2 separate regions of the Homo sapiens genome follow, and region 1 is linked to region 2. Evidence: chromatin loops called from intact Hi-C (ENCODE). Cell type or tissue: Caco-2. All regions are shown on one strand.

Region 1 (2,500 bases), 90 kb before region 2:
CCTTTTCTTTGAGACATTCTCCTTTCATGAACATTCTCCCTATTGCAATACCCTGAATAAAACCATCTCCTTGATGGTCTGGTGCATTTGGTCTTTCACATGAGCACTGGATGAGGAGTCAAATCTTCTAAGTGAAATTCTGCTTCTACTTGAGAGTAGACTTCCACCTTGCTTTATTTTGCTTTGTTTTGTTTCGAGACAAGGTCTTGCTCTATCAGCCAGGCTGGAGTGCAGTTTTGTGATCATGACTCATTGAAGCCTCAGGCTCAGGTGATCCTCCCACCTCAGCCTCCTGAGTAGCTGGAACTACAGGCACGTACCACCATGCCTGGCTAATACTTTTTTTTTTTTTAATTTTCATAGAGACAGGGTCTCGCTATGTTGCCCAGGATGATCTTGAACTCTTGGGCCCAAGTAATTCACCCGTCTTGTCCTCCCAAAGTGCTAGGATTACAGGACGTTGACTCCCAACATCCTTGGCCTCTGCTTTATTTTTCTTCAACACATCTTATTGCATATTATTTATCATCAGTCCTCCATTAGAATATAAACTCCTTGAGGAATGGGCTTGCCTTCTTGACCACTGCATGTCCAGGGCCTAGCACAACTCCTGGCATGTAGCAGGTGCTCAATTATTAGGACAAATCATGGCTTGGTGACCTGATCCCAGACCGCCTGAGCTTTCTACCACCCTCCCTCGGCACCTCTGACCTTTCTTGCTCTCCATTGTTTCTCTCCCTCTTTCTCTGTGTTCCTGTCTGTCTCTTTTGCTCTAATCTCTCTCTGCCTGCCTCTCCCCCTTCCTCTTTGTGGATCTCTTTCTTAATCCCTCCCTTCTTGTTTTCCCCCGTCTCCTCCTTGGGCCTTGGGCCTGCAGTTCCCTCTTAGCCCTTCAGCTCTTACTTTTCAGCCAGGTTGTTTATCGGGAGGATATGGACCCAGGTGACAGAGCACCAGCTGTGGAATAAGGAATGACCCAACCCCATCTGTGTTTGTATCTGTTGAGTCATACAACTTTAGCACCTTCGGACATTCGTCTGCTCACAGGCTCCTTGAAAGTTAAAGATTTACCCAGAACTGGCCAAGTCCATGTTTTGGTAACAATCAACAAAGTGATCTATAAGCCTTGCTCCAAGCAGATTGCTGAGTGCTGAGAAGGAAAAAAGAACCCGGGTGAGAGGCCCCTGCCTTTCAGGAGCTTCCAGTCTAGTTAGCCAAGGAGGTGAGGCCCACACACAGTCTTACAGGAAACAGAGAACAAAGACAGGTAGAATTTGGGGTGTAGGCTGTGTAAACCAATGGGTCTGGAAAGGACCGGCCATTGCTAACTTTGGAACTTCGAGACACGTGGTCTGTGTGTGAATGATGAAGCAGGGATCAGGGCTTCGACTGCAGACAGGAAAGCAAGAAGTGAGGGTCAGTGAGTTGCAGTGTTCTGCTGGTAACTGCAAGGCTCTTTCGGCCACTGTGGCCCAAGCTTGCCTGAGGGGCCTCCTCTCTTATCAAGGCCCCACACTGTGTCCTTCTCATCCCATCATCGAACTGAGTTAAGGTGCAGGACTCGGTGAATGGAGATTTCCTCAGAACACAGAGTTAGAGCTGATGAGCTGGGCAGCCAGGTGTGGCTGCACAGAGGCGCATAAGCAGTTGTGTCCTGGAGCTGCAGGCCTGATCTAAGTTTCTTCATGTGGAGACTGCATCTCAGTGTATCTGGAGTGAACTCTCCCTCTGGTTTCTTAATAGCTATCCGCTGAATTGATTGAGATAGTAGGAAATTGTCTGAAAATCTTAATGAATAAACCCTGCAGTATGGCTGATGCCTTTTCCTCTGCAGGCTCAGAAAGTTGCCCACAGGAAAGTACAGCTCTGAGACACAGTGGGAGGTGGGTGGCCAGGTTGAGCTGAGAGCAGAAAACAGAAGGTGGTGACTTCGTGCTGGTTGTGGAAACTCCAGGCTGATGGCGATCCATCCAGTGTGAAACTTGTTTATACTGACACAAAGCTGAAGAGCACTTGGCATTCCTTTAGTTACTGCTTTTATAAACAGAGGGGCCTGAAACTTCCTGGGAAATGCTGGGAGCATCGTACGGCCTCCTAAGGTGGCTCTTTGTGGTTCTATAACTCTGGGGAGGCAGGGGAGGGAACGCATACTTTCCTGAGCCCTGGCTCATTTATAAATGTGGCGGGTGAGGTGGCAGAAATGAGTAAACTGAGTAAATGTTCCTCCCAGAGGATGATTCTTGGAGCAAAAAGGGATTTGAGGGTGGAAGGAAGCGATTAGCAGAAAGGGGTGTGGGGGTGCGCACGGGGCATCTCCCAAGTTCCTTCAGGAGGCGAGCTCTCATCTTACAGTCTTGTTGACTCCTGTCCTTGCTCCCATCTAACCTTGCCCAAAATACACACCAAAAACCAAATCCCCCCAGGAAGGCCGGTTCGTTTAGTCACCCCTTCCTTATCGCTGACGGTCTCCTTGCTCACATTTCACTCCCATTGCTGACTC
Region 2 (2,500 bases):
TGGGGAGAGAAAAGGAAGGTTAGGGAAAATTTTGTTTATGGATACAAAGTTACTGTTAGATAGGAGGATTCAGTTCTGATGTTCTGTTGCACAGTAGGGTGACTCTGATTAACAGTAAAGTACTGTATATTATGAAATAGCTAGAAGAGAGGCTTTTTTTTTTTTTTGACAGTCTTATTCTGTCACCCAGGCTAGACTGTGGTGGCATGATCTCGGCTCACTACAACCTCTACCTCCCAAGTTCAAGCAGTTCTCATGCCTCAGCCTCACAAGTAGCTGGGACTGCAGGCATTTGCCAACACAGCTAATTTTTTTATTTTTAGTAGAGATGAGGCTTTGCCATGTTGGCCAGGCTGGTCTCGAACTCTTGGCCTCGAGTGATCCACTGCCTCGGCCTCCCAAAGTGCTGGGATTACAGGTGTGAGCCACTGCAACCGGCCGAGAGGCTTTTGAAGGTTCTCACCAAAAACAGATAATAAATGCATGAGATGATGAATGCACTAACTACCCTACTTGGATCGTTATACAACATATATATGTGTGTGTGATATATATATGTGATATATAAAAATATATATAGTGTGATATACATAAATATATATATTTTTTGAAAAATCAAATTGTAGAATGAGGTGGTATCCCATTATGGTGTTGATTGTATTTCCCTGATGGTTAGTGAGGTTGATTATTTTTTGGAGTAGTGTGTGAGGTATTGCTCCTCACACAAGGGCATTAGCTGTGGGGGTCTGCCCGCAGACCCTGACCCAAACGACGGATGAATAAAATGTACACTGACACACAGATATTCTGCTTTGCCAGTCCAGCTGAGCGTCCGACCGCCTGCACACCAAGAGAGGTTTGTCACTGCGGTCGGCCCTGAGCAGCTTGCACTCCAGGCATTTATTTAGTATACAATTAATAATAGAAGCTTTGAGGAAACACACTTGTGGATAATTAACATTGTTAAGAGAGTAGTTCTACGAATGATTAAAGCTCAGGTACCACGGTCTAAAGTAAATACCATTAGGGGGCAATTTCCCTGGTCGACCTCCCTCACAGAGGGCCATCTGGCTCAAAGGTTAGTTAAAGGAGGTAGGGTAAACAGACTTAATTGGGGAAGCCTCTATTGTTACTAGTATTTACCCTATGACTTAATGCTCTGAGGTAACAGGCTGCCTTCAGCCTGTTCAATTATTACAAGCTATGTAACCTTTCAGCCTTCCAAAAGATTTGTGACTATTTCCTATGACTTTCCCTAATATTTCCCTTTAATATTTCTGCCATCATCCTGAGTGAATCCCAACACCCCATTAATATGTACAATGACAATGTGTCAATAAATAAATCATCTACACATTTTCTTTGACGATGAAAAACAGTTTCTCCATAGCCTTGGGAAGGAGCAGGGAAGGGAGGGAAGAAAAACAGTAAGGAATGCTTAAGTCCGGGGCTCCTGGTATAAAGCTGCCCCTAAGTTAAAAGTTGGGAAGAACCTCAAAGAGTGATTAAGGTATCTTTCTATGTCATGAGTCACCACTGAGAAACATCAAGTGGTGCCTTGAGACCTCCTAGACTTAACATGCTTCCATATATAACTAATAAATTACTAGGAAGAGACTTAGCCCCTTGATGAATGTCTTATTGAGACTGGACAACATAATTTCTGTGAAATCAATAACCAGCCGTTCTTCCTCACCAATACCCTCCCTAGCTAAACATTGTTCATTAGAAGAGATGAAGCAGCTTTGAAACATACATTATCCCCCATCTTTTTAGCTATTGCTGAGAAATTTTGAGTACGAATTAATAACAGGGAAAAGAATCATACTTAAAAGCATGCCGTAAATGGGGCTGTTGAATTTTTGAGTCAACCAGAACCAGAACTAATGTCTGCCTATATGCATGATTTAATTGCTCAAGGTCACTTTCAAGAAGCTGTGCTAAATGCTGACAGACTTTGTTGGAATTATCAGAATTTTTTCAGGCTCAGTCATCTTGGCCTACCTCAGGGAGAAGTCAGATAAAATGTCAGAGGTCTGACTACCCAAACTCCAAGTCACATATTTTCTTCCTTGCCTGTGCTCACTAGCTTCTTCTAAAGTCCATTGGTTTTAGAGTCAAATGATCTGCTTTTGAAATCTAACTTCAACACTTACTAGAGGCTTAAAATCATTTAACAAATATTTATTGAATACCTACTGTGTTACAGGCACTGTAAACATTGGTGAGCATACAGCTCTTTGAGCCTTGGTTTCTTCACATATAGATGGCACTAATAACCCTTCCTTTGACAGTAAACCCAGTAGGGGGCAGGATTAGTGATAGGATTAAGTGACATGGTGGGGCACAGTGGCTCACACCTGTAATCCCAGCACTTTTGAGAGTCTGAGGCACGCAGATCACTTGAGGTCAGGAGTTCAAGACCAGCCTGGGCAACATAGCAAGACCCCATCTCTCTCTCAAAAAAAAAGAACATTAGCCAGGCATGATAATGCACACC

The links. A loop is a pair of places that touch in the nucleus more often than their neighbours do. Peaks named below come from ENCODE experiments on the same cell type or tissue, not always from the same donor. Only the 100,000 strongest peaks of a DNase experiment are listed, where the experiment ranks them.
Region 1: a loop joins it to region 2, with 3.0 times the contacts of the local background. A loop is called at or near these places in 1 of 110 quality-filtered maps.

Annotation. Positions count from the first base shown.
Region 1 is chr1:94,607,360-94,609,859 of GRCh38, forward strand. All of the region lies in intron 1 of LOC105378861 (a long non-coding RNA gene), which reads left to right. Among named protein-coding and RNA genes, the nearest start is that of MIR12133, 65 kb to the left of the region's middle. RefSeq lists enhancers at 1,151-1,651, 1,652-2,152. In Caco-2, no CTCF peak of the experiment used is centred here; a DNase peak (open chromatin) is centred at 1,052.
Region 2 is chr1:94,696,985-94,699,484 of GRCh38, forward strand. The region is part of intron 2 of SLC44A3-AS1 (SLC44A3 antisense RNA 1); the gene reads right to left. Among named protein-coding and RNA genes, the nearest start is that of MIR378G, 48 kb to the right of the region's middle. In Caco-2, no CTCF peak of the experiment used is centred here; a DNase peak (open chromatin) is centred at 1,047.